2 separate regions of the Mus musculus genome follow, and region 1 is linked to region 2. The links are chromatin loops, found by intact Hi-C in ENCODE. Cell type or tissue: heart. All regions are shown on one strand. Each heading gives the region's core, and the rest is flanking DNA. Links, peaks and the distances in the headings are about the cores only. Region 1 overlaps Rptor (regulatory associated protein of MTOR, complex 1). Region 2 overlaps Rptor (regulatory associated protein of MTOR, complex 1).

Region 1 (15,090 bases), core at 6,509-11,508, 98 kb after region 2:
AGCTAAAAACTCTAGCTCTGCATGTTACTGCATGTAAATGACATCTAAAAGCTACTTGGTGGGAAAACATGTAGAGTAGCAAGAAAAGAGATGAGCTAAATTTTCGAGAGCTGTGACACATGCAAGAGTGAACACAGAATAGGCTTTCTGTGGCCACCAGCCCCAATGTTCTGAGTGTGGATCGCTGAGCCCTGGTGTGAAGGGTTGAGTCTCAGGCCAGACAAGGCACAGACCAGATGCCACAGCATGCTCAGCAATACCTCTAATCAGGATATAGCCCTGTGCTGGAGAACCAGAACACTATGAGTACCAGCAATTAGCACACAGCAATTAAAACAAGCGTTGAGGGTTGCACCCTTCCCAGAAGCAGCAGCAGAGCCTGCAGGGAAATCTACACAAAGCCCATGCTCTCCAAAGGAGAAAGCCCCAGGCCTTACTTACTGCCTTACGAAGGACCTGCACAGGAAGAAGGCTGCCCGAGAGACAGCTATCAATGTGCACCCTTCTCAGCACAGGAAGAAGCTAGGTGTCATGAGGGTGAGGAGATGGCTGTGCTGGGACTTGGCAGGAGCAAGGGGCATTCTGGGGCTCTGCCATCTCCAGCTGAGCAACCATGGGAACTGCCTGCCTAGGGATGCTCCAAGACACAAAGTCATATGTCCCTTGTAGCACCTGCTACCATCCAAAGCTACTCTTTCTACCCCAAGAAGCTATTAATCTATAATGTTCAGTGACAGAAAAAGAAACTGGGAAGTGGAGGCAGAGGTCAGTCCTGGGTAACACAGAGGGGTCTGGGAAGACCTAAAGGACATTTTAATATGCTGTCCTCATATCTGTCCCTCTAAGGGTAAGACTATTCTTTCTTCCCTTTTTTTTTTTTTTTTTTTTTTGGTTTTTTGAGACAGCAGGGTTTCTGTGTAGCCCTGGCTGTCCTGGAACTCACTCTATAGACCAGGCTGTCCTCGAACTCAGAAATCCACCTGCCTCTGCCTCCCAAGTGCTGGGATTAAAGGCATGAGCCACCATGCCCAGTGAAGGACTATTCTTTCAATGAAATACATGTTGTTTTTCCACAAAATCTAAGGTGCCTTGGGTCGTGCAGGACACTTCTGAGGTGCAAGGAGCATTGATTTATGTATGGCTAAGGAAACTAATGTTGCCAGATGCCTTCTCATGTGGGATTTCTTTCTACCTGGTACTCATTAAAAGCTATTCAATGAAAGCTAAATTCAGATGTTTATAATCCTTACAAAAATGAGAAGAAGCTCCCCGGGCTGCCTGGCCACTCCACCACTCTACTGAACAGCTCCCCGTGTCCTGTCACCCATGGCTGCACCGTGGGCACAGTATGAACGGAGTAGTGTCCTCTATGTGGCCTAGTCTCTTCTCAGTCACAGGTTCTAAAGCTCACACTGAGACTCAGAACTCAGCCTCCATAGGCAGGCCTCATGGCCAGCTAACTATAACATGCAACACGACAGCAGTGTCAGCCAGGGTGAACGGGAACGGTGTCTCCATCTCAGAAGTGTCTGTGTGGGCTATGGATGTGCTCCAGTGGAGGAGCAATCTCCAAGCACGCAGCAGACTTAACACCCAACCAGCCCGGAACCATGCTAGAAGGCAGATCAAAAGCCCAGTCAGGACAAAAATCTAAGAGACAAGTGGGCATGAGGAAGTCTCTCAAGCTCCAACTAGATCCGAAAAAGAAGAGGCAGATGAAGGTCGGAAGGGGCAGACCCTTTCAAGAAGTTTTCAAACAGTTCTAAGCAAACATCTTCAAGTTGTAGGACCATGATCCTAAATAGGGCAGAACACAGGAGAAGCAGAATGCTCAGGCAGGTGAAGAAGTGTTCTGCTGGCTTCATCCACGTATATGTCCATGTATATGTCTTCCAGGTTTACATATACGTGGAGCTACAGCCTATGACAGTGAAGCCACACGGCAAGGCAAAGTGCTTTCAGGTCACTGCACCATTCGAACAGCAGTACAAGTCCATATACCTGTGTATTATGTGCAAGAGTGTGCCTGTGTGCCTGTGTAACTGTGGCTCTGTGGCTCTGTGGCTCTGCGGCTCTGCCTCTGTGTGTATGTGTGTGAGGTTGCACACAGATGCCAGAGGAGGATGTCAAGTGTCCTGCTCTGTCACTCTCTACTTCATTCCCCTGAAGCAGGGCCTCTCCAGCCCTGCTTCTTACAGTACTAAAGTTATAGGCACACACAAGCACACACAGCTTTGACTTGGGTTCTAGGGGTTTAAAATCACATCCACACTCACACAGAGAATACCTTATATACTGAGCCATCTTCCTAAATTCAATGAAGAGACCCTGTCCCAAAATAAATAAAAATATCAAGTGAAAAGTGACTAAGGAAGACATCTATACACACATCAAAATAAATAAGTGTGGGTTTGATGTTGTGTGAATTTCTTTTTTTCTTTTTTCTTTTTTTTTTTTTTTGTTTTTGTTTTGTTTTGTTTTGTTTTTTGTTTTTTGAGACAGGGTTTCTCTGTGTAGCCCTGGCTGTCCTCGAACTCAGAAATCCGCCTGCCTCTGCTTCCCAAGTGCTGGGATTAAAGGTGTGCGCCACCACTGCCCGGCATATTATGTGAATTTTATTCCAATTATTTTCAATGTCTCCATTGAATTCAACTACACAAGGAGGTCCTGATGCTATGGTGACCAACCAGGTGTGCAGGCACCTCCGTGACATGTGGATCTTTTACAAAGTGAAGTCAAATAACATGGGAAGCGTTCAGAACCATTCCCTCCGAATCACTGCACAACTCCCCCACTCAGCAAGTTCTTGTTCAGCTGGGGAATAACTTTACAGCTTTCACAGTGGCGTGCAGTGAGCATATGGGGACTCCCTTTGGCACTCTCAAACTCAGCCTTCCCTGCCTTCTGCTTCCTGACTGTCAGCAGCTCCAGTTATACCATGACACCTGTACCAGCACCATGTGACCAGGCATTCTCAAGCACAGCCGCAGGTTCCAAAGCCCACCCAAGTAATAAAGGCATAGGTGCCAGAGGCTGGGTGAGTTATAGATTCAGTCTTCAGCAAGCATGGTTTCTTTGTCAAAATCTGTCAAACAGAAACGCTGACCTCATCGGGAGGGCAGAGTGGTGAGAGAGATCCTTGGGAGGCTATGAGGAAAGGACTGAGCCCTCTTTACAAGATGAGCAGCAGAGGTGGAGAGGTGCTTGCTCTTCAGACAATACTAGAGACAGGGAGACAGCAAGCAGGATGAGGAGGGTAGGTATGAAGGAACTCTCTGGGGTAGAAAGTTTCAGAGTGGCAGCGTGTGTGTCCTAGTGTGGCTTGGGGACCACTCAGGAAGAAGGCTGGGCATCAAGGACCCTCTGGGTGCTGGGGCTGACCTGCTCAATATTATTCCCATCAGCCCTCCACTTACCGTTTGTCTGTTTGTTTGTTCCCAAACAGGGTTTCTCTGTGCAGCCCTGGCTGTCCTCAGCCCACTCTGTAGACCAGGCTAGGTTCCAACTCAAGAGATGCCCCTTGCCTTTGCCTCCCAAGTACTGGGATAAAAGGTCTACACCACCATGCCCACCCCAGCTTCAACTTCCATTTTCAGTCTGAGAAGAATGAAGCAGTAGCACTTGAAGTCAGGGTAAAGGGCTAAAGAATGTCACTGTTAAATCTGGCCAGACCAAAGCCAAGAGTCTCTCCACAGCCGCTAAGCTACCTGCCCTCTCACCAAGGCAGAGACAGCAAGGCCGAGGGCAATCCTCAGAGCCTGATGCAGCACAGCAAGGGAGGGAGAGGAGGAGCAGTGGTGGACGGCTGGAACCTACTCTGTGCACCACTCACCCTTCCCACTGCCTCTGAGAGCGAGCCTTTGACACAGGGACTGCAAATAACGCCACTTTCAAGAAAGCTGGAGTCCCACAGCACTCTAGTCACACAGCATGATACATCCTGCAGGTGAAAGCAGACGCATCTCCACAACCTACCTTTCTCTAAAGTATGTGTAAGCTTTCAAAAGAATGGGTAGTCAAGAGATGGCGACTCCTTTGTGCTCTCATTAGCTAAAATGGCAGCTTAGGTTTGCAAGTTTGGAACTGGTTTTAGATCTAAGTTCCACATCCAGAGGGCTGTTGTAACACCGTGGCCTTTGGGGACAGGGCAAGACAGGAAGTGCGTGGGCAGGGCTGACTAATAAGCCTTTCGGCTGAAGAGCATCCATCGGAATTGTCCCTGAACATGCTGCATGGAAAGGCTGTCAGGCAAGAAGAGAGGAAAGAGGAGGGGAAACAGGCTGGTACAAGATTATGGCCAGAGCAGAAAAACATGCAAAATGTTTGTCTTGGGGACAGTTGCTAACATCTGGGCAGGAAGCAGCTAAGGGAGACTATCACAACACAATGGTTAACCCCAAGACTGCCACAAGACACATCTACACCATCTTACAAATTTAATGAGATCAGGGGCAAAGCGCATCACACAAGAGTTTGAATCATGTCAGTATGAGTCATTCAGCTACAATTCTGCCCGTGGCTAGGAGCCCTCACTTGCAGTTTGTCACAGAAACACAGACAGGTGGATCATGCCCAAGCTCTGGCTCCACAGAGAATCCAGCTATTTTGGAGGAAAGAGAAGGCTGCCAGCAGAGGAAGTCAGGAGGATAGCACAGTCATGACATAGGGGCAGCCTACAAAGGAGTGACATCGATGCCATGATAGTGCTGTGTCCAGATGGGCAGTACTGTTCTATCAAAATGTGATTGTCCCAAGCTGAGAGCCACCACTACTAGTTCAAGGCAGGCTACTCCACAGTGATCTCTGAGCACCCCCACTCCACCCCTGAGCTCCACTCGCTTCTTTTCAGGTTGTCCACATGCAACTCTGACGCGCTCCCGAGTAAGGCAGAGCACACTGACTTGCACCAGTACTGGTGTGCAGCACATCCCACTGTAAATCCCATAGAGAACACTAGGGTGGGGTGAGGAGGAGCACTAGCACCATCCGTCCCACCCCGCTCCTCCCTTAGAGCAGAGCAAGCATGTAGAGCCTTCTGACACAGGAACCAGGAGCAGTCCAGAGAAGAGGCTAGTAGGACCCCAAGCCCCTCTCGAGGGCTCTGAGGGTGTAGGCAGCAGGGAAGGAGAGAGAGAGCTGGAGCAGTACTCCATGCTTGACCCCTCAGGCTTCCCAACAACCTGCAGCTAGCCTGCTTAAGGGAGGAGGCACATAGGTCCAGCCCCTGCAACCCAGAAGTACGGACGTGCACATAAACACTAGGCTCTGCAAACACCTGTGCCTAAACCCCACAGGACAAGCCTGTAAACCCAACAGAAAGAAATGTGTCTGTCCCTGGCCACGTCAGCTCTACTTCCTAGAAAGCAGCTAACAAGGCATGTGTGCAGTCCAAGTGTACAACCCGATCACAAAGCTAAGATGGCTGCTCTTCAGAGGAGGAGTGTGCCCAGGAGCCTTGCTTTGCTGGAGAGAGACCCCACTTCCCAAGTCCACTGCTTGTTGAGAAGATCTATAAAAACATGTTTCATTCGTTGACTACAAATCCACTGTGACAGATACAAGAATGCACTGCAGAGGAGCTAAGATTTAAGACCTGCTGACTGCAGCCTCGGGAAACAGGAGTGTGTGGCTCCTACTGACCACTCAGCTCCCTGAAACGCCACGGTGACTGCACAGAGCCTTTGCCATTCATTCCTGCTGGCCAAGATGAGAAAGAGCTCCTACAGTTATGTGCACTCACAGCGAAAAGCCTGTCCCCTTGCCTGGCAAACAGGCCCGTTCAGTGGTCACCTCAGCTCCCTGCCAACTGTTACAGGTGCACCAACCCTCCTTACCTCCCACAGTAAACGGTAATGACTCCCACAGAACCTACCTGGGAGCCACAGGAGAGCTGGGACCTACCCCAGCAGAGTGCCTCCCACTCCATGCTTTAGGTAAAGGAGACCTGGCGAGTGCTCCATGTCAGCTACCTCAGCTCCTAAACTTGCATCTTGTGCTAAACTGCCAGCACCTCAATCTGTCAGGCAAACTCCTAAAAGCCCAAAAGCCTTTGCTCTCAGCTCCCATAAGACTTCCTCTTGAGGCTCATCATGACATAAGAGGGCTTTACTGGTGAATTTTCAACAGAAACCACGGCTGGCATTTTCCCTTTGCTCTCCTGCAAAGCTAAAGTCTATTACCTAAAGGTAATAAGGAAAGTCTTAAATGTAACTAGGAACAGACATTCCACCAGTGCAAACCGATAAACTATCAATCAGCCAGGCAAGGAAATACGGCCTAATACAGAGTCTGGCAGCCTCTGGAAATAAAATCACAATGGCTTCTCTAAATTCTTTACTGAACCAAATTCACCTTTATCAAAGTATCTGATTTTGAATAATCACAGCTAGAAAATGAGAAAATGTGGCAGCTGGGCACAAGCAATGCAATGGGCAGCATGCCAGGCACCCTGGCTCCTTAGGGTGCAGTCAGGTCTCTGCTCCTTCTGCTGTGGAGATTAACACTGCTGTTTGTTCCCACCCACACCAATGTCCAGGCCACAGTGACTTCAGCAAACATGAACGGAATGACCTCACTGCAGACTACCCGACCTCTGTGAGTGGTGCAATAAAGCATACGGAGGAAGAGAAAACTGAATCCAGGGTCTTTCCATCAGAGGTCTTGGAATTTAATAACATCCCTATTGTTTTGTTGCAGATGGCACATCAACCTCTCTTTATTACTGCAGAAATACAAGAGCTCTGTAGAGGACAATAAAGTGGTGCATGTTTAGCTTTGCAATGTTTCAAAGGATCCTGATTTACAGTTGGGGATCACACATCTGAGCTGTTCTGTGCAAATTTCCTCTCAGCATGAAGTCTGCACCTACTAAGAGGCTCTCATGGATATCAGGCCTCCTTACTCTGCCCTCAGCCATATGAGAGTATCTAAGCAGGAAAGCGCTCTATGCACACCAAGCTCTTTACAGTAAGTACATCCCCGCATGTTCTCCAGCCAGTCAGAGGCATACTGGTGACAACTGTTACCTTAGGCTTGTTTCTAAAATGGAGACATCCCACTAATGGTTCATATCAGGAAATTCTGAGACATTTTTAGCACGTGTAAATGAATTCATCAGTTCTGGCATTCAAGAAGAAATTAGTATTTATGGCTATAGTGTGGCTTCCTGGATATGGAGAAAGATGTTTGACACACAGCTTCTCGCTAAGCTGAAGTTCCACTGTACGGGGGTAGCCAACCAGAACCCCATCTCTCACCTTATACCATCTTTTCCTAAGCATCCTATTGTCTTGAAACTGTGCTCACCTCAAACTCTTTGGTGTCTCTAACCCTTGCTATCTCTAACCAAGTCTCCCTGACCTGAAACCACTGGAAGACTGCACCCACTTTTCCAGTGTGGATCCTCTACTGCTTCTTCCTAAACGAGACTCACATTATCATTCTGTCCAGGTCATTTACTGCATGTAAATGTGACCTGCCTTAAGTCACAATGCCGTGGAACAGATTTACTCTAGGACAGAGATTTAGATTTTAAAAGAACTAGAGAGCTGGCTCAGTGGAAGACCAGAGGACTGAGGTTCCATCCCCAGCACCCACACAGCTGCTCACAACCAGGATTCAGGGAATCCACTGCCATCTTCAGGCTTCAAAGGGGACTACATGCAGGCAAAACACCCAGACACAAAAAATAGTTTCAAGAAAAAAGAAACAAGCTGGGTATGGTGGCACATTCCTTTAATATCAATAAGTGGAGGCAGAGGCAAGTGGCTCTCTCTGAGTTGGAGGCCAGCCTGGTCTACAGAGTGAGTTCCAGGACAGCCAGGGCTATACAGAGAAATCCTGTCTCAAAAGGAAAGAAAGGGAAAGGGAGAGAGGGAGGAGGAGGGGAGGGGGAGGAGGGAGAGGGGGAAAGGGGAGGGGGAAGAGGGGGAAGGGTCCTAGAAGAAGATCCTGAGGATCTGAAAGATTCTGCTCACTGTCTGCTAGTGTGCACTAGCTAACACCTAATATCATGCCAAACTATATGAATAATAACCCAAAGCAGACAGACAGACAGACAGATACACACACACACACACACACACTACACATGACTAATGTGCTGAAATCTTTAAAGTTAACCAGGAAGACCACTCCCCCACAGACTAATTCTCTAAAAGAGAACAACCATGGAGCAGCACAAGACTCACTGAGAAAGAACGTCAGAAATCTGAAGCAATCTGGTAACTTAGGTTTCTAACCTGGGACAAATGGCTGAGGTGCCTATTTTACATATCAAAGCTGACATTGGCCACCAGGTTCTCTCTACCTCCCTTAGTCTCTACCTGCTTCAGGCAGGCATACCTAGACCCCTACCCTGAACTCTCCAGCCCAGAGGCCTGGGCTGTTCTTCCCCATGTAATCCAACCATTTTGGTTATATGCCCTCTTTGTGACGTTTGGGCCTCCTGATAGCTGCACCTGGTTTCTCTCTCCCTCTCTCACCCTGCACACGGCACAGCTCAGTCTGGTGAGTCCACTGTGAACTCCCAGCTGTCCCTGACTCTGCCTGTGAGCTCCCACACCCCTGCCTCTCTCTGTGCACATTTACCTATGATAAACTTCCTCTACACTGACCTAGGAATAATCGTGTCCCCTTCCTTTTCCTTTCATTTCTTTTACACGTTCATTTGGTGCCAAAAACCAGGACCAGACTTATTCTTTCCTTTTTATTTCTTTTTGTTATTATTCAGTAATACTCTATAAACATACAACTGGAAGATCTGAATGTACATTGTACCCTCAACAAATAAACAAAAGTATAAAAAAGACCTAGCAAAGGTTGGCGCAGCTGAGTCAAATTTATGTCCTCTCCATGCATATCACAGAAGCAAGAAATGTCACTCCACACATGCTCCCTCCAGTGCTAGCCCACCAGCTGACACACTGGGCACCTGCAAAAACTTCAAAGAAGATATTCTTTCTTTGGAACACCAGCATCTTCAACTACTAATACACTCAGTAACTCTCCAATCCCCACCCAACTGCCAAATGCACTACACTCTCTGGAATTTTCTTGTAAACCCCAAAAATAACAGATTTCAAAGGCAAAGCTTTACAACAAGTGTCAAAACAACCCTGAGGACCTGCCTTCAAAAGAAAAGCCCAAATGTAAAGCACAAAGACCCAAGAAATCTCCCCCAACACTTAAGACACCTCACAGGCAAACACTACAGCATAAACTACCAAGAGCACTGCTCAAGCCCACAGCAGGTGTCTGATTCATGGCTATTCTCTTACTTGAAGAATGCAAATAATGTACGAGAGACTCCTGGATGGACTTGATAGGGGATAAACGGTTCACAAGTCAGCCTCCTGGGTAGGCAAGAGTTAAGTGGTGAGGGTCTAAGAATCCTTTGCTTCCCTTCTACTTATAGCATAAGGGGGGGAGGGGGGGTCAAACAAAGTCACAGGCACACAGCCGGGGTCACCTGCTTGCTCACCCTGCCTGACTTCACACAAGGGTGAACACTCAGGCATTTATTTCAACACCTCAAAATTCTAATTTCCCATTAAATTTACTAAATCACCAAAGCAGTTAGTGAGGAAGGTAAAGGAACATGGGCTTCAGGTCACTCGTGGACAGTGTGACGGTGAAAACCATCCCACACTGCTCCTGGACAGTGTGACCTTAAACCCCACACTGCAAAAACTCTGAGAGACAAGCAACAAAGGCACATAGTCTAAGAGGAACCTCACCTTCTGTATGAAAGCTGAACTCACAATAGGTGTCTCCCTTTTGAATGCTGGGCGCTCTTTCCCCACATGTGAACGCTTACGGCAGAAAAGCTCTATCTAGCAGATGCTGTAGAAAATTTATTGAAAATTCATTTTCTATGCAAAATTAAAACCTTGATTTAAGAGTACCATAAAGAACACCTTTTCTAAAAGTTTGGGGAAAGTTACACCAAATAACCAGAACCCTGGATGCAGCACGCAAGCTCCACTGACTGCACTGGAAAGGCTGACAGTGACAGTGACAGAGGCCTGGAGGAGCAGGCTCTTACTGGATGATCTGAGATGAAGCCAGACTGCTCTCTCAAGTTCAAACCACACAACCCATGACTGAAAGGAAGGGCAAATGGAGAAGGCTTACCCTTGGCTGCCAGTTCTCATACTGCTTCTGTAGGTTTGCACCGATGGTTTCCAGAGCTTTCTGAGGGCCCATAGACAGAGGATCTGTAGAGGCAACAAAGAGAAGCTCAGTAACCACACACGCTCTCCGCTGGGGAAGTCCCCTTTGACAAGATACACACCCAGATACGCCTGTTTTATCTGTGCTTAACCAGAAGCAGACCTGATACCACGGCCCAGGAAGGCTGCTCCTGCTTGCGCACTAAAAGGCAGCAGGGCAACCACTTCCCACTATGCGGCACCGGCCATCTTTCCTGCTCTTCACTTCTGCTGCTGTTCAGACTGTCAGAAAGGCCTGGCTATGCTACTACCATATTAAAACTGCAACCCTCCTTGTGCAGAGATGGCTGTGAAGGAGGGAGGGAGGGAGGGAGGGAGGGAGGGAGGGAGGGAAAGAGGGAGGGCAGCAGGGAGGGACAGAGGGACGGAGGGACTGATAGAGGGAAGGACCAAGAGCAACACTCAATCATTTTCACCTCGATTGTAATGTTACTACACACACAAGAAAAATGGCTGGCACAACACACAAAGACACCCTTAGAGTGCTGCTTAGTCATCAAATAGCTTCTATGCTAACAACACTCAGACTGCAGTTCTCACACCTATCTGTGTCAGGACCCCTTGCCAGTCTTTAAACATCTGATGACCCCACAGAGCTTTTGTCTATTGATATATACAACATTAGAATATGAGAGTCTGGCAAGAGGATCACAAGTTCAAGGCCAGTCTGTACTACATAGAGAGTGAGCAAGTAAGGGAGAAAAGGAGTGTTTATAGGAAAAATTATTTCGCCTTTATTTATTCATTTAAATATAACAAGCTAGAGCTGGGAAGATGGCTTACAGTCAAGTGCATGTGTTGTTCTGCTACAGAAGCTTTGTCCAATTCCTAGCACCCTCACCACAACTCACAACCGCCAGAGCTGCAGTTCTAGGGGACCCAGTGCCTGTTCTGACCTCCAGCAACAGACATGCATGCACAGACATACATCTGAGTGAAACACTCAATGTATATAAAGTAATTATTTAAACTAAATATGATAAACCCACTATGTCTAAACATGAAAATTATGATCTCTCCAAAAGCTTAGTGAGAGCAAGCTAAAGATGTAGCTCAGTTGGTAGAGTGCCTCGCCCAGCATGCATGCAGCCCTGGGTTCCATCGTCAACGCTACAGCAAAACCAGGCATGTGCAAGCCAGCCCCAATTACATGTTGTCCTTTATAAGGGAGGGAGACAGGGAGGGAGGGAGGAAGGGAGGGAGAAAGGGAGGGAGGGGGAACCAGGCACATCGGTATATTCCTGAAATCCCAGCAGTCAGGAGGCAGAGGCGGGAGGACCAGAAGTTCAAGGCCATCCTCATCTATACAGAGTTTAGTGAGAAGAACGTGACTGTCTCCAGCGTGTGACTTAACACACGGCAGCAGGACTCTGCCTGGGGCTGTGTCCCCTCACCCCATCCTCTGACGTCTGTGGATGCAGTTGATGCACACAAAGTGGCAGCACTCACTCACACTCACTCACACTCACTCACTCACAGTAGGGAGAGGAGGCTTTAAGCAGGAACTTAGTTGCCATGGCTCTTCTTGCTGCTATGACATCTCTTTGCCATTACTTGCTATGTGGTGTCTGCAGCACAGCAATGAAGAGCTGGCCTGGTAGCACCCAAGATGGGTCTTTTCCCCAAAGGTGGCTTTGTGCCCCGAGGCACTGACTGCAGAAGTTTGTTTTTAGCGCTTCCAGACACCTTCCCAGGGAACCTTTGGATTGACGAATGAAAGACAGACAGACAGACAGACAGACACACACACACACACACACACACACACACACACACACAGTAGCTTATGTTTAATATATCATCTAGCTCAATGGCTCAGCACTTCTAACCCTCTGCCTGCTACCCTAGGTACCATCGGGGAAGTGGCCACTTACCCAACATCTTAAATGGCTGGTTGGCTTTATCTCCTTCAGCTCGTAAATCCATCCATATCTCACTGCTTCACAGTGATTTCTCCATCTCCTCCCCGGGCAACTCTCAGGGTCCCACCCTATCTCCCTTTGCCCAGCCATTGGTCCCTGGTATCTTTACTGACTGATCAAAAATCAACTGGGGACAAGAACCTTTAGGGTCTGGTCACTCAGATTCCTGATTGAATCAAAGCATAGGCCCTTTAGAAAACATTAGCTCTCCTGAGTGATAAAAATCACATTTCATTCCCTGATATTTAAAACAAATCCACAACTCATTGGTATAACACCATCTCATTAGAGAATGCCTTCAGCAAAAAGAAGCCACCAACTCACAGTCACAGATTCTAAATTCTAATGTTTTATTTGAAATCTCAGAGTGTATCAGTGTCAGCTGAATTCCGTAAAGTGACAACCCTGCCTCATTCACTTTCTAGAATGTATGTGTCTTTGTTTGGGTAGAGACAGCAGGCCTTGCAAACAGCTCAGCTCCTACACGGCTTTGCAGGCACTCCTGGAAGCTGCCATGCATGGTCAGGTCTGCCCATGGCTTGGGTTCTCACAGACTCGTTTCATCTACAAAATGTTAAGAGCATCCTTGGAGACTGAACTTTAAGAAAGCTGTTATATATTTCTAGTTTAACAGGGACAGTCTTTTAAAAGTTGTAATTTTTTTTCTTACTTAGTTTTTATTCATAATCACAAACTTAACTCTGCAATCCAGCTAGACTTGTGGGGAATGGGGAAAACATGGAACCCAAGGTGTTGCACTGAGAGCATAGATGTCAGGGATCCTGCCAGCAGACAGGGAGGGGTGCTCTCTGATGGCAGAAGGGCATGTTTTAAGATGCAAACAGTGAAAGGCATTAGAGTCGGCTGCAATCAGCCCTGTCAAGCATCCAGTGGGCCTTGCCACTCCTGCACTCAAAGCACTGTACATCTTCCACAATGCTCATGCACTCCATCTTGCAGATGAAACCCTGGTGAGCAGTGTGCGTGGTCCAGCATTTGCCTCAGACAAGATCCCAGGCCCTACACTCCAGGGTGAGTTCTCATCCGCAGATCCGCCCCCTGGTAGACTTGCTGCCAGTGCCACTGTGTGTAACCTCAGCTCCCCAACACATGGATCCTAGAATAATTATGTGAAAGGAGGAGTCTCCTCTGCCAAGGACGAAGCAGCTTTTCCTTAACAGGGCTTTTAGCAATATTTGACTCTCTGTATAAGTGTTACTTTGAATTTTTTAATAAGATTAATCACAAGACTTTGTGACAGATTCTCTATCTGGAAGGGAACTTTATGAGCCAGTGTGTCCACATCTCAGACGCGTTCTCAAGCACAGGTGCTGGAGTTCTGGACGCTCCAATTCAAGCTCAGAAGGACCTGGCACCATGCGGCTGAGTGAAAATGTGTGAGGGGCCTATGGGAAATCTGTTTTGACCAACACAAGATATGACATCAGTCTTCATTTCTCTTTTCTCAGTGGGAAGACAGTCCTAGGATCTGAAAACAATCCTGAGGACCCCCATCCATAGACCATGACTAACTAGACCACAGGCTGGCAAGAGGCAGAGGCTATATTACTAAATATCAAAAACACTTTTAAGAGATGGGGTCTCATGTACCTCACGTGTCCTAAAACCCGTCAGGTAGCTGGTAACAACCGTGAATCTCTGGCTCTCCTGGGATTCGACCCGTGTCACCAAATCCAGTCCATTCGGTGCTGGAAATCAAATCCAGGACCTGGTGCACTGAACTCCACCATCCCAGCTATAGCCACAGCCCCGAAGGTTACAATCAGACGCCACCTATGCAGTAACAAGGAGGAACCTTTCAAACATCAGGTTATACTGTCTGTGGTGAGCACGGGAAAGCACAGACTCAGTAGGAAGCACATTAGGAAGCATCGCCCACATCCCTCACTGTGCAGCAACCATGACGGTGGGAACCTGTGATGGAGAACAGGGAAGCAGTTTTCTCTACAGAAAGCTAAGTCTGTCTGGCCTCTCTTTATCAGTGCAGTGAGGGCAGGAGTCTGAAGGTGTCAGTTCTAAGGAAGGCCCGACACTACCCTGCTCACTTGAACTTCTGACCCCCCCCTCCACTTCTTCCCCACTAAGGCTACAGTTGTCCCACCCACCCACCCCCATATACCACACAGTACACAGCAGAGACAGAGGTGCTTCTAAACCTGCCTAATCTTCAACCCCTTAATACATGTTGTGGTGACCCCCAACCATAAAATTTTGTTGCTACTTTTTATAACTGAACTTTTACTAGTGTTAGGAATTGTAATGTAAATATGGATCTGTGACCCCCCCCCCCCCAGAGGGGTCTTGACACATCTTGACAAGTTGAAAACTGCTCCACTGGGGCTCTGCAGCAGAGAGAGCCTATCAGCTGCTCACCTCCCACCACTGGCCTCAATCAGGGCACCCACTGAGCCATAGGAAGGGACCGACTGAGTGAGTCTGTTGTGTAGCTGTTTCCATGACAGGGAAACACTGCATATCCCAGGGAAGATTCTTACGACAGAAAGTAAACAACTCAAAATAGCTTCAGAGTCCCTGGAATTGACCAGCTTCACTAGGCCTTTTCTTCCCCCCAGAGTAAATGGTAAAGGGAGAGTCACTCTCAGAGGAGCTGTTAAGAAAACAGACAGCTGGGCATGGTAGTGCAAGCCTTTAATCCCAGCACTCAAGAGGCAGGAGCAGGCCAGCCTGCTGTACAGAATGAGTTCTAGGACAGTCAGGGCTACACATATGAGAGGTGGGTGCAGGGGGAGGGGACTGAGACAAGTCAAGCGGCTGAGCTACCTGGAAAGGACACTCTCAGTTCTGAGTCAGTTCTGTGCCTGTAAGCAACTCACCCATACTCCTGCTGTAAGTAATTCCAGTAAAACTCACTAACTCACCCAGTTGGATTTTAGTGGTTTCCATACTTCGGTCTA
Region 2 (15,090 bases), core at 4,381-9,380:
CAACTCTAATGAGGCTATGGGTCACTAGAAGCATGCTTAAGTCAGCACTGAACCCACAAAGTTCCTTCACCAACAGTATCAGTTCTCCAGAAATAATAGCTGCCTCACCTGGCACACCTTTTTCCTTCTACACTGGGTGAGGGTGTTTCCGGACAATGAAGGCAAAGGACTAGGCAGACACTGAAGAAACGAAACGCCTCAGCGCTAGGCACAATGGCCTAGGAGTCGGAGGCAGGCAGATCTCTGTGAGTTACAGGCCAGCCCATTTTGCATAACAAATTCCAGGACAGCCAGGGCTATGCAGAAACACTGCCTTAAAACAAACAAACAAACAAACAAATAACAAAAAACAAAGACTCAAATAACCCATTACAACTGGCCAGGTACAGTGGCTCACACCTGTAAACCAGAGCCTTAGGAGCCCAGACAGAAGGGTCATTGCAAGCTCCAGGCCTGTATGGGTTACACAGCAAAAGCCTGTAGAAAATATTAAACAAAATAAACACAAAGTGAAAGCCTATGGAAAATATTAGATAAAACGAAATAACCAAATAGTTGAAAGCTGCTCCCTGCTCTCTGTGTGCTGGTTGTTGCCCTGTCTCAGGTGAGGGTTTATTTCTTAGCATGAAATAAGAGGCATGCCTGTTCTACAAATGGAGGACACCTGTAAGTGAGGAACACAGAGTGAAGCTCCTGACTGCCATCTGGGAGGTTGAGGCAGGGAGATTGTAAGCCAAGAATTCAAAGCCAGCTTGGACAGCATAGCAAGGTCAGTTTCAACAACAACTAAATCATACAAAGACAAAATGAACAAACAAACAAACAAAATCATCATCAACATCATCATCAACAACAACAAAAACCCAAACAGGAAGCTTTCAGAACCACCACTTTCAAAGAAATAAGCAGATTAAGCAGGAGAAAACTCAGAACCCGCATTTTATACCCAGCCAAACTACCACATAAGTGTGAAGGCAGAAGTGTTCTAGGGCATATAGAGCTTCAGATGACTGGCTGAGCTTCAGATGGGTGGCCATCAAGAACCATAGGGAACACAGCTGTGGATGACTCTGGAGTCAGAGGGCAGAGGTGAAAGGGATAGAGAAATGCTTTGATGAGGAAGCTCTGTGAGATGTGTTGTCTTCTAAAGAAAAACAAATGCAAACTAAAAAAAAGTCTGCTGAAGCCCAAATGTAGGGGGATGGCACAGAGACCAGCTGAGAGGACTCCTCTGTGGCAGCTTTACTGGGAGCCACTGCTTTGAACCAAGTAGCTACCCAAACCAGGCTAAGCATCAAAAAATGGAGCCTTGCTCAACAGTCAGAACCTGAGCTGTTTACCCAGCCTTCTAGGAACCAGCAGGAGGAAACATCACTTCCCACAGCAGGCCAGCTGCAGCCTGCCACCAACAATCAGGTTCCAGCCTGCTTTAATCCTTACAGCAGAGGTGACCTGAGGCTAACCAATCCTTTTTCTATTTCCTGCCTCACAAGGAACTCTGACTCATTTTTGTTTTTTTGTTTCTGCTCTCTGCAGCTCTCCTCTGCCTATAAAACCCTCTCTTCTGTTCCATTTACAGAAAAGCGGTCATAAAACGGGGCAAAATGGAAAGGTAGGGAAATCTGGGGGACATGAGCAGGGGAAGGAGCCCTCACTCTAGGTCCAGTTGAAACTACTCATCAGCAGTGCAGCAGGAACTCCAGCACCTTGGACAGTTGCTGAGGCAAGTCCCCTTCCAGCTGCAAACCTGACATTTGCTAGAAGTCTCACTAGAAGCCTCATGATGAGGAAAGAACACGAGCTAAGCACCTTGTGCAGACCCAGTGGCTCCAGATCTCACCCCGCCATTATAATCCCATTCAAGGCATTACTAGAGCAGTCGCACATATCAAATACTAGACAAAAGACACCAAAGGTTCCTTAGCAACCTCAGAGACTTAACTGGTATGTGTAGCCAATATTAGTCATCTGCACCTCCTTAAAGAGCTCAGCCGAACTTGGGTATGCCTTATTTTCTCAGAGGCTCAAAGCCACACTCTTAGGTATGGTCTTTCTCCCTTAAGTGTTTCGTTTTCTCCAAACCCTCAGACTTAAGATCACATTAAAATGTCTTTAGTGTAACTTCCAGCTCTACATCATTGTTCTAGCTGGTCCTGAAATTCTTCCCAGCATCAAAGCTACAAATTTCAGACTGGCCTAAGTCCCCTAAAAGTCACAGGGAAGGCTGCTGAGGGTGGCAAAGCAGAGCTGTGTCTTGGACCCACACACTGAGCGCCTAATCACAGACTCAAAAATAAAACCTGGCTGGAGAGATGGCTAAGAGAACGTGCTCCTCTTCCAGAGGCTGAGGGTTCGACTCCCAACATCCACATGTTAGCTTACAACCATCAGTAATTACAAGTCCCAGGGATCCAGGGACACTAGGCATGCAAGTGGTGCACTAGACATATTTGTAGGCAAAACACCAATACACAGTAAATAAACAAATACACACTGCCAACCAGCTGGATAGAGGGGATTACTCCTGTAACCCAAGCTTTCAGGAAGCTAGGCTGACAGCTCAATACCAGCCTAGGTAACATAGTGAGTACAGTTTGGGGTGGAGAGTAAGACCCTGTCACCAAGGACCCACCATGTAAGATCTTTAAACTGTTCTTATTTTTCCCTTGATGCTAATTCACAAACCTTTCCTGTTACTTTTGACTTTACAGAATGGCTTCCCATTGGCCACAGCTAGGCCTGCAGCTAGGATTAGACACAAGAACTTGCTATCTCAGGTGCTCTCTCTGCTGCACAATCAAGTAAGCCAGAAGACAGAGATGAGCCACTCCTCTGACCTGCATAGACCTCTCCGTCCTGGGCCAGAGCCCCAGCCAGAGACTGAGAAGGAGCAAGCAGCAGGGGTGCAACTTCCGAGACTCCATACTGTCTGTCACAGGCTTTCTCTCACACTGTTTCAAATGGCTAAAATCTGTCCCCCAATTTAAAAAAAAAGACAGTCAAAACAGGCAGCTGATGGGAGGAAAATCTTTCAGTGCTATCATAAGGGTGCAAACTATCAAAGGTGTATCCTTTGCCTCCCTGCCGTTTCCCTGGGGCTACCAAGAGCTACTGTCTTGGAAGAAACCAACCCTCCTTCCTATGAAAGCACCTTCTTCTTGGAGGAAACTTTGAACGCACAGGCAGAACACATCTCGCCTCATGGTACACTCCCACGTGACAGGATCCGATATGGCAGGGCAGAACTGCCCCCGAGTCTGTGACGGCTTCAGGCTCCTCACTCTTCAGTCTGACTTACACCTGGTGAGCAAGTCCCATGCAGCATGTGTACACTGTGCGTGGACACAGACTAGGAAGTGTAGGAAGGACCCACAGTCAGAGGAGCAGAAGTCTGCGGAACTCTGCCCCTCACAGCGCCTCAGTTAGGGCAATGCTCTTGACTGCACACTGATGGGACACAGCAGACAGGCCCAGATCCCATAGTGCACTTGGTATTTATAGAGACGGGTGTGCCATCATCTACCTCTGACTAGGAGGGAGGGTGGCTTTATGGAAAAAGTTTCAGATGGGCCCTAAAACTTGTTTAAAAAAATGATTCTTTTAAATCCCAAAGAACCAAGTACTCAGAACATAATTTGCTGTGATCAGTCCATCACTTTCTTTTTGCCATCTGATCTGCTCTTCTGAGTTAAGATGGCTCAAAGTTCTTCTAGGACTGTCATAATCAGAAGGCTGGAGATCACATGGACAAACCAGACAGCGGGCACCAAGCAGCACATGCTCACACCACTTACCACTCAGTGGCAGCCAAGAGAAGCCTGGACCAGAGTCAGACTGGCCTTGTGTCTGCTGAGCAGCATGGCATGAGGGGCTCCCTCATACAGGGGCTGAGATGATGTCACTCTGAAACTGCCACACGACTAGTGGTCCAAAGCCAAGGCCTGACTCTCATCCAAAGTACAGTGAGAAAAGAAACTGGCTGGGATGACTTGCAAGCAGGCTGGGGACCATGCACTCCCTCCCCCACACAAAGCAAGGGCCGCACTTGCAGAGATCAGGGCAGGAGATGCAGACAGATGCTCTCCCTTCCTCTGCTAATGTTATGGGCGATGTCTACAAGGAAAATCCTGAGTGCTGAGGCTGGGACAGTCAGGTGGGCTGTCCAAGTCTTCATCCACTCATAGCTAAGCTAATCTCACATTTCCATCTTGGGATAGACTTCACACGAGTCTCCCAGAAAACACCAAGTGTTTTTCTCAGCTGTTCTGCGTTCCTCTTCTGAGAGGGAGAGGGAGAGGGAGAGGGAGAGGGAGAGGGAGAGGGAGAGGGAGAGGGAGAGGGAGAGGGAGAGGGAGAGGGAGAGGGAGAGGGAGAGGGAGAGAGTGTGGGAGAGGGAGAGTGTGAGAGAGAGAGAGTGTGTGTGTGTGTGTGTGCGCGTGTCTCAGAATCATCAAGCTCAGAACTTGGGATAGGAGGATCCAGAAGTGTAGAACAAGCCGGACAATGCTGAGGTCCTGGCTCATGCAAGCACATGAACCCATCTATAAGCAGGGCCCTTTCTGAAAAAGTTCAATCTGATTTAAACCAAGCAGAGGAAGATGATCTGTGTTAGAGGAGAGGCAAAAGGTGGGACCCAAGATGTATGACCAAAGACAAAGCAGTGTTCTTACTTGCCAATTCAAAGTTAATTAATGAAAACATTTCTCAATTAAAAATAAACTAAAACAAGAAGCAAACATCCATTCTCCACCTGCCAGCTTCTCCACCAGCTCAGGGCAACCACAGATGTCAGTTCTCAGTCTGCATTGGAGTCTTCTAGCCCCGAAGGGACCCTGTTTATATCTTCCGTTCTTAAGGTGTCTATGCCTAAGTCTTCTACATGAAGGCGTATCCTAGTGTCCTCCACAACGGTGCCTTTAGGTTGGGAGTACAGAAGCTGGCCTGCCGGCCTGCCATTTGTGACTGGCAGTTTACATCTGTCATTGTTACTCTAGCAGAGAATGTCAATGCTCAGAGGAACTATAGAACCGAGCAAACGGCTAAGTGAGGGGGCCCAGGTAAGACCCCATCTCTGACTTTATACACATTCCTCTCCTGCCCATTCCAGGACACATCTGACACTAACATCATCTTCTCAATGGACCATACAGTTGACAGGTACCAGACACTCTGGCTGTTTCACGGCCGTAAGCACACTGTCCTAACAAAAGCAGATGGACATGATGATAGTCATGACTAGGTCTAGGATTCTGTAGGAAAGTCCAGCTAGAGGCAAGGGGAACTTATCAGAGAACAAGCTTCCTTGAGCAAGTGAGAACTTCAGCCATGGCTGGGTAGGCAGTGGACAGAGGTCTGCGCTCTTCATGGGCGGTTATGCTCACTTTTATCATCAGCAGCAGAAACAGTCCTGGGATGGGAGGTGGGGAAGTGCTGTGACAAAGCAACCAATTCCTGATGTTCTTGAAGTAGGCAGGGTCAGACTAGTTTCCAATTAAACTTAAATGCAGATTCAGTTGTGCAGCATGTGCGGTACACAGTCTTGTCCACCTCCAGCAGGCGGAGAGGCTGCCAGGGTTCCTCTGCTGTGTTCCTGGTCCGTGGCTTCAGCATCAGGTGTACTCCTCCACTAAGTGCCTGAGGCTTCTGGAAGAAGGTGAGCACACTGGTAGGGAAGGACAGACCTTTCTCACAGCGATTTACACACTGTAGGCCACAAAACTCTCAGATCATGCACAGCCCACAGTCTGCTTATCACAGTCTGCAGTGGGACTGTTTCTCCTTGAAGGTAAGGCTGGGGGTGCTGAAAATGACACGTTTGTATGTGTGATAAGTATGGAGCGGTCTCACTTCCCAGTTTCAGAACAGCAGAGGTCAGGAGCTCCACTCTCTGGCATGCTAGTCTCATGTGAGTGTGTCCAGAACAAGGAGAGGCGCTGTGCTCAGAGAAGCAGCACAAGGGCTTTGTCCCCCAGAAACACTGGATAGAATATTAAACCTGAAAATAAAGGGCTGGGTGATAATAGCAAGTGGCTGTCTTTAACCTGGAAGCACAATTCAAAACATGTATGGATTCTGCTTACGTGAATTATGTAGTGTGTGGGCACCAGGGGCAGCCTGAGGAGAGCTCTGCTGCACAATGGAAAAACAGACAGACAGACACCATGAGACAATAGCAGGGACTGAGCTCATTCCTTTCAGAGGTTCCTCCCTACCGCTCACTATTAGAATATCACACAGTAATGGAAGGAAAGGAAGGCTCTTCTGGAGCCTACCTGATGGTGTGTGTGTGCATGTGTGAGTGCGTGCCTGTGTTCGGGTGTGTGTGTGTATGTGTGCGCGCGCATGCTGCTGCCCTCTCTCACATAGCCCCATGGTTGCTGGCGGCACTCAGGTGCACAATGCAGAGGAAGGAGCCAGGCTCAGTGGGAAGAGAGCACCTTCTCTGTGATCTGCTGCAGTCTTAAGGAACCTGAGACGTAAACTAGGGGCCTTAAGCAGAAACAGAGGCCAGGAAAACAGGTGATGAGGAATAAGCCTGCGGGAGCAAAGGAACCTCTGAATGAACGTGTAAGGAGCTGATGGAGTCCGAGTGAATGTGTACTTTTGGTATGAGCATGTGTCAAGGACTGCTGTGAACTCAGCTATAAGTCAGGCTACAACACTGGGCATATTAAGCACCTGGTCCCCAGTCAATCACACAGTCATGTGCCCTGAGTTATGGCTGCTTTGACTGGTCCTGGTTACTAGCAAAGGTGCATGTGAAGCCATGTGGGAAGTCCCTTGTAAATTACAGTGTGTTGCACTATTAATACATACTGGCCGACACAGACCTCACAGCCCCCTTCCACAGTACTTCCAGGGCAGCTGCACTGCCTCTACTGCTGGGAAGAGAGCACCATCCTTACAGGGCTGCAGAGAAACTGACTCACCCAAGGGGAAAAATGGACCAGAGACCACTCAGACTCCCAGAGCCAGACCAACATCGGTTCCTTCTAACAGACCACCATCAGTGTCCCTTCACAGGAGAGGTGGACAAGCAAGGAAGGATACACAGCAAGGCAGCATCGTGCAGGGAAGGCTACCTTCCCTGGCCACCAGGGGCAGCCTGAGGAGAGCTCGGCTGCACAATGGAATTCTAAAGGCACAAGTTCCTACCACACAGCAGAACCCAGTTGTCAGAGGCCACAGCACTAAGTGTTCGGTTCCAACTCTGGCCAGTAGTAGTTAGTGGTCTGATCAGTCCTCAGTGTATAGAGGCCCCATTGGCTTACCTTGGAGGGAGGCATAGGCATAAATCAAAATAAAGGGAGGTGCTTTCCAACAAGCTTCCAGGCTAACAACAGGCATGGAAGTAAGAAAGCAAAAGCGACCCATGAAAGGCCTGCCTCTCCATGCACTCACAGAATATACTGCTCCCCACAAGCACACATACTAAAGCCTGGTGCTAGAGATGCAGAAGTCAGACCGGACTGCAGCACCTCTTACCTAAAGTGCCTCCAGCAGTCCCCCTGAGGGGTGCTGGTGACAAACTGTGGTGAAGCTGCAACAGCAGGAGCCATGAATAGGGCCCAGTTTCAGCCAGGTAACCTCATCCCCATACAGCTCAAAATGCCACAGTCTCTGACAGTAGAGATCTGTGACAGATCCTCTGTGCCTGATAACACCATGCTAGAGGGTTCTGCTACTAGGAATGGCGTGTTACCAAGTGCAAAGATGAAATTATTACAGCAGAGTAATGATGATGACCAGTCCTGAAAGTCCAGAGAGTCCTGGGTTCAAATCCCAGCTTTGCCACTGTCCAATTGGAGGACACAGTGGCTAACTTCTCATATCCAGCTGGGTTTTTTTGTTGTTGTTGTTGTTGTTGACTTTTTTGTTTTTTGTTTGTTTTTTCCAGACAGGGTTTCTCTGTGTAGCCCTGGCTGTCCTGGAACTCACTCTGTAGACTAGGCTGGCCTTGAACTCAGAAATCCGCCTGCCTCTGCCTCCCAAGTGCTGAGATTAAAAGTGTGCGCCACCACCGCCTGGCTATATCCAGCTGTTTTAACCCATAAAATGAAGATAACAGATATTTAAAACCAGAATTATATCGATTAAACAAAAGGCCTTAATTTGGTATATAAGGGAAACCCAACACAATTAATTTCTCTCCTGCACTCACTCCTCATCAGTGAAGAGACAGCTAGAAATGAGATGGTGAGTCTTTGGCTGACATTCCGGCCTGGGGGCAATGACGCAGGAGAAGGAAGTGATGCTGAGAGGACTCAGGTGGGAGCTGCATGTCCACCATTGGAGGAGAGCCAAGAGCCCATAGAAGGGTCAGGGCAGGAAGGATGGCTCCAGAGCCAAACAGCGTCACCAGCTAGACCTTGGGGAGATCCAGGACTAGGGCAAGAGGGAGGACTGAAGGCAAGGGTTTATGTTTACTTAAGAATCAGCAGCAGGGGCTGGTAGCTGATCCTGAGCTGAAGTAGCTGAGCGGTAGACTGCACTTCTGCCATGCATGAAGCTCAGGGTTCAAAACATACAGACACACACACTCACGAACACTCACAGACACAGATATATGTGGACACATGTGGACACACAGACAAAGACACATACACACAAACACACATGGATACATACATAAAAACAATCGGTGATAGGTACCAACTTTGGCTCAGGGCTTAGGATCTAGGGACGTACTCTTGAGCAGGCTCCTTAAGGTCCGTAAGTATTGTGAGGTAAATGCTAGAGAGCCCAGGAGCGAGCATCTTGTTCCTACTCTGGCAGTTCTTATGCCAAATGACCAGGAAGAGTCCCAAACAGACCCTCCCGTGAAAGCGACTCCTCACAAGGCAGTCGCAATGTGTGGTCTGCACCACACACCCACCCCTGCTACCTTATGCCAGGGAGATAGCTTTTAATTTACACTTCATTCATTTGCCCTATTTCTCTTTCTCATTGCTTAGCTTCTTTACTCCAGGAGAGTGCATATGGATGAGGGTAACATGCTCCTAATGGAGTGCTTTCCTGCCTTGAACTGTGTGTGATGCCCAAGCAGCCCGTGGTGCTCACTCCTGTGAAGCAGAGGCTAAGATGCTTTTTGCCTCTTCAGCTTTCCCAGCAAGGAGTCTCCTTTGAGCCTGAGGTGGACAGAGGCCCCCTTATCTCAGCTGCTCCGAGCCAACAGCACAGCAGCATGGCTTCTTAAAGAGCCATACAGTGTCTGGCCTCTTCAGTCCCGACATGCTGCTCATGCTCTGGCAGAGCCTACTGCACCAGCCGTGGTTCCCACCGCATGCTTCCCACACTGTGCGAGGAGGGCACTGCTCATCCGCCCTAGACTACATCTCTAGCTTTCAACACTCTAGACTGCAGAGAACATCTGCTAGCACCTGGACCTTGGGCTTCCTGCCTCCAGACTGACAGCAATACATTTCTATTATTGATAAATCAGCTTCTCTTGTATGTAGGGATGGCAGGTGAACATACAGGGGCATACGTGTGATATAATTTAGTCATGCTCAGGGGCTGCACCCTGTTTCTTGGGTTGTGGGGACCATGTCTGCCCTCACTCAAAGGTCCGGCTGCACTAAGTTGTCTCTATCCTCTAAGCTTGACTTCAGGCCCATGGCCAGGATAGGAACATCTACTCAGAACACCCTCCTCCAACTGCCCCTTCTAGGACAAGCTCTCCATCACAGGAAGCCCCAACAGAGAAGACACTGTGCTCTCTCCCTGCTTATTGCCAAAGGACTGATAGAAGCGTGTCCCTCTCCATTAAGTCCCCAATCCCAGCAGACAACCACTTGGACTCATAAATCCTTATCATTTGCATACTCTGCAGGCTACTTGCAACACAGAGACATTACCTCATGGATAATGGAGACAAAGGCTAACAAAAGCAAGGGCTAGTGTGACTGTGGCACTAGCCACATGGTGCATGGAAGTGGCTTTTGAAGCCTATTTAAGCCTGTTCTGTGTCACGAACAGGGGCATCAGTAGTATGAATAGCAAGAAGTCAGGAAAACAGAGGATCATTGTCTGCAGGATACATTCAGAACAAAAACAAAACAAAACAAAAAACAACGGAGCGGTGCTGTGCCACCATCTGCACAGGTCCTATGTGACAGCACAGTCCTGGCATGCCATAGATGTCATCTGAGAGGCACCTCAATGCAGTGTATGTGAAAGGAAATGAGGCAGCTTCTACAGCCACCACCAGAAAAGTACCCCTGACTATTCACTGACACAAGTGTCCATGACTGAATACAGAGCTGCAAACATCAATGTACTTTAATGGAACTCGGCAATATCGCTGATAACAGGTGTCAGCCTAGGCACACTACGTGCACATAAGTCAGACGAGCAGAAGCACATTAAAGATACACACCGGCAGGTAACAGCCCAGGAGCGACTGTTCCCTAAGCATGAGATCATTTAGCTGCTTTGCGGCACAATTTCCAACAAGCACCGGAACTAATTTGAAACAAGGTGATGATGGTTTGTATCCTAAGCAGACAGTAAGTTGTTCTGCCATTGTCTGAAGCCAGACAGGAGGATGGGGGGGGGGTGTGGGGAGGGAGCTGCTCTCCTAGAGTCCCACACAGTCACAGTACAGTGAAAACCCTACTGTGAGCTGAGCTGCACGCAACCACAATCTCTTTTGTACATGCTCCTGTAGATAGAGGAGTGTGTTCTGGCCACATGCTGCCCTTCAGCCATACTCATGCAACCTCAGGTGCTAGGCAGTCGGCACTGACAGGACTCCATTGCACTACACTGCTCACCGAGAATGACCCGCACACTGTGTTCCATTTTAGATTAGCATAGGAGAGGAGTGTGAGCCAAAAGAAAATCACCACAAGTCAGGAGTCAGAAGTCAAAGACACCTGTTCTGTAGATAAAACATTCACTCACTACACATCTCTGGAGAAACAGCACACACTGCAAAGGACACGGGTCCTAAAGCTGCGTCAGCGCAGTCCCTACAGAAGCAGCGGCCTGGAGGCTACTACTGCTGCTTCCACTACTGGGCCCCAAACTGGGCCTTGTGAGAGCTGAGTAGATGTGAAAGACGCTGGGCTTTAAAAATGCTGCTACTTTCCTGTCTACTGTTTCACCTACATGGGTGACCAGAAGAAATGTCCATGTCCTCTCCTGTGTGTACATAGCTCAAAGACACCTCCAGGTCCTACCAGCACACCTGCACTGACTCTCAGTTCTGGACACTGAAAGTCTCAAACCAGAGAGTCCTCTCCAGTGGTCCCGTGAGGTCTGTGACCTGTATGCTGTTTCTTCACTCAGATATATATGCATACATTTACATGACTAGTACTGCACAATATTTGTGTTTAATAAAAAGTAATGCACTATAAATCTAATACTGTTTCTTATTTTTTCACTCAACATTCTACATTTAAAAACACTTAAATCAACTTTAATGAGATACAATTTGCATACGATAAAATAAACCAGTTTGAGACTTCAGTTTGCAGCAGTACTGTTAAGCTTCTGTCGTCCCCACAGTCCACACAGATGACATCCCATTGCCCCTTACTGCATCTGGAGACAATCTTGTGCGTGTGTGTGTGTGTGTGTGTGTGTAGTGTATGAGTGTGTGAGCATGAATGTGCATGTGCACATCTGAGAGTGTGTGTGTGAACACATGCATGCACGCCTGATCCCATCACAGCTGCGGCTGCCTTACCTTTGCGTCCTCTGGTCCCTGGCTAGCCTTCCTGAGTTTAATATAATGGAGACCCACCATCATCCTCACAGCGTGCAGTGGTGCAGCTGCTCTTGGTCCAGCAGCAGCTGTTACCAATAACTTGCTGTAAGGGTGGAAACCCCATTTCATCCAGCCTTCTAGCTCTCCCTGGCTCTCAGAGGAAGAACAGGGTTAACTGTTCCGTAAGGCGTAAGTGAGGTGCAAGGTAGTCTCTGTCTTTGATTTTTTTTTTTTCTTCTCCATATACAGCTTCTACCACCAATTCTTGAAAAACAGTCCTTCCCCATGAAACCATTTAGGCACCTTTGTGCAGTGTGTACACGGCATGACTGTCTTGTGACAATGGCTTTACGCTGAGTCCAAACTGTCCTCACCATGCCCTCTGTGCTTCTATGTAAGGTTTAAAGCCAAGACTTTGACTGGGACAGCAAAGATCAAGTTGGAGAAAATTAACGTTTAAGAATACTGAATTTTGGCTGGATATGGTAAGAACATATCTGCAATCTCTACACTTGGGCACTGAGCACTGCCAGTAACTTAAAGCCTGCCTAACCTCCATGTTAACCTGTCTCACACAAAGGCACACACATAGAGCTGGGTCTTTCCATCTTTACAGAGCCATTTTCTGCCTCATCTTTAATCTCTGTGATAATTCAGATTTGTGAGCTCAGGCCTTGCATGCATTTTATTATATTTGTTATATTTATTCCCAAGTACTTCTGAATCTTAATGGCTACAAGGTAGTAGTTAGAAAAATAAAACAATTCTGATTTCAATTCTCTGAGGTTCCGGTGCCCTGCTGTAGAGGGCAGTCAGTCTCAGGGGCTTCCCTGTCTTCCCCATACTCCCACATATATTACTTTGGCTTCCTGTTTGGCAATATGACTGCCTACTGTTTCTTTGGTTTTTTCTTCCAGCTTTCCACAATGTCTGTCCTTCCAGTGTGGTCTGAATAGGGTGTGATGTGCACCTTTCCTGTTTGGGGGCTCAGCCTGCGCAACCACTAAATCCCAAGCCAGGAATGGTGTTTGCTTCTCTTCCGATAGGAAAGGCTCCGAATGCCCTCTCTGCCATGTCTATGGCTTCTGAGGAGGAGAACAGTGTTGCCAGGGACAGAAATGAACTGGCTTTGGACTTGCAGGCACTCAGGTGACATGTACATCCTGAAACAGTGAGACAAGGGGACTGTGCTGCACCCAGATCTTAATGTCTCTCTTACTGCTTCTCTCCATTTCTTCTGGCTGGTTGGCCAGGCTTCCAGTATTGTAGTAGACTACAGCAATCTGCCTCTTCACCTGCAGATGGAGGCTTTCTCCACTGACCATGGTGTTTGCCTCACATGTTACACAGGCCCCACGCCCTCAATGAAGGTATGGATTAAGCAAGCAGAGGTCTTGGCTCCTTCCAAAGCACCACCGCAATGACAGCAGGAAAACACACCAGCAAAGACACCAGGGAGGGTGTCACCAGTACCAAAGACACCAGGGAGGGTGTCACCGGTACCAAAGACACCAGGGAAGGTGTCACTGGTATCAAAGACACCAGGGAGGGTGTCACCAGTACAAAAGACACCAGGGAGGGTGTCACCGGTACCAAAGACACCAGGGAGGGTGTCACTGGTATCAAAGACACCAGGGAGGGTGTCACCAGTACAAAAGACACCAGGGAGGGTGTCACCAGTACCAAAGACACCAGGGAGGGTGTCACTGGTATCAAAGACACCAGGGAGGGTGTCACTGGTGTCAAAGACACCAGGGAGGGTGTCACCAGTACAAAAGACACCAGGGAGGGTGTCACCAGTACCAAAGACACCAGGGAGGGTGTCACTGGTATCAAAGACACCAGGGAGGGTGTCACCAGTACCCACAGAAGCAGCACAGGTGGAGGTCAGAATGTCAGCTCTGAGTCCGGGCACTAGTTCCTGAATCCTGCCTACGAGTTCCCTTGGGAGCAGCCTGCAGGTAAGAGCTAGTGTTGGCACAGCCTTCACAGGCTTGTGGGAATACTGTGCACACGCTGGGCGTGCAGTTGTGCAACCGATGCTCAGTAAATCACAGCTGTGATTGTTACCCAAATCTTAACTTTTCCTTCAGTTACACTTAAGAAACAGTGGGCCCCGGAGATGACTCAGAGGCTGAGATGCTACAGTGCTACGACACCGTCAGCAGAGCAGAGTCTCAGAGAGCACGAGGTCCAGGAGACAGGCTCCCTCGGGCTGCAAACCCTAACTCGTTACTGTGGAGGCAGCATGGGGTGCTAAGCAGCTCTGCACTCAGAACTTTGGCTGAGATTTTGTTATTGGCTGCACCCTTCCCTGACCTTTTCTCTATCTCCATTTCTCACTAAAGCCTGAGCTGCACTTGCTGCTCATGTGCTTTCAATGAATTCAGCCTGAACATTTGTTACTTCAAGTTGCAGGACATGATGGCACATTGCTGTAGCCCAGCATGCAGGAGGCCAAGGCAAGACTGCAGGTTCCTGAGGTTGGCAACGCTCTGTCTCAATATTAACAACAATAACAAGCTAAATAAAAACCAATCAAACAAAGTATTTCTTCTTTAATCCCCAACCTTTTCTTTCTGGGTCATTTTTACACATTAATTTTTTAAACTAGGGTTTCAGGCATGGGTTGAGAAAGTTAGCACAAGGTATGTCTCTCCCAGCATTCCTCTAAACCCTGCCTTCTCATGACTGAGTTCCATCTACTATGTGTGGTCGGAGATCACAAGACAAAAAGGGAGATCCTCTGGACTTATTATAGATGGCTCCTTTGCAGTATAGACATAGTTTATTTGATAAATGGCCCATACATGCTCAAAAATGTGGATTCTTTGTTGCATGGATGGTTGTGTGTGCGCGGCGATGGACCTGGGTAATTAACCTATTATTAACCCCACCCCTTGGCTGGAACTTTCTCTCAGGAGCATTCTGACCGGGCTCCTGACTCAGCTCCCCCTGCATGAATGACTGTAGGTGGCACCTCTCAGCTTACGACTGTGTCAGGTCATACTGCTGCGGCTGCCGTCCTCCCCTGCCCTCTTGCTCCTTTTCCACAGTAAAGCACTTTGCTTTGCTTGCTCAGTGCCACCCTGGGCTCTGCGTGGACTCTGGCGTCTGCCGCTGTCTTCTCAGCCTTTATGTTTCTGTCTTGCAGCTCATGAGGGCTGCACCTTTATGTCTTCGTCCCATAAGGATCAATTGCCACCCACTCTTGCCACAGCTCACTCTGCCACCTGAGAGCATTTCCTAGACTCTATTCCTCTCTTTTTTTTTCTTTTCTTTTTTTTCTTTTTTTTTTTGTCCTTCCTTCCTCCATCTGTATTCTCAGCTTCATATCACAGAGCTGGACATCTCTAGCATGGTGACATATCTGC

What was found. A loop is a pair of places that touch in the nucleus more often than their neighbours do. Peaks named below come from ENCODE experiments on the same cell type or tissue, not always from the same donor. Only the 100,000 strongest peaks of a DNase experiment are listed, where the experiment ranks them.
Region 1: it touches region 2 in a loop (1.9-fold over the local background); 1 of 42 quality-filtered maps calls a loop at or near these places.

What each region holds. Positions count from the first base shown.
Region 1 is chr11:119,666,405-119,681,494 of GRCm38, reverse strand. It overlaps Rptor (regulatory associated protein of MTOR, complex 1), which reads right to left. Exons shown (of 34, transcript NM_028898.3): 3 at 10,135-10,217. Among named protein-coding and RNA genes, the nearest start is that of Rptor, 71 kb to the right of the region's middle. In heart, for the core only: no CTCF peak of the experiment used is centred there; no DNase peak of the experiment used is centred there; H3K27ac peaks cover 1,187 bases.
Region 2 is chr11:119,761,896-119,776,985 of GRCm38, reverse strand. All of the region lies in intron 6 of Rptor (regulatory associated protein of MTOR, complex 1), which reads right to left. Among named protein-coding and RNA genes, the nearest start is that of Rptoros, 65 kb to the left of the region's middle. In heart, for the core only: a CTCF peak has its summit at 7,108 (motif pointing right); no DNase peak of the experiment used is centred there.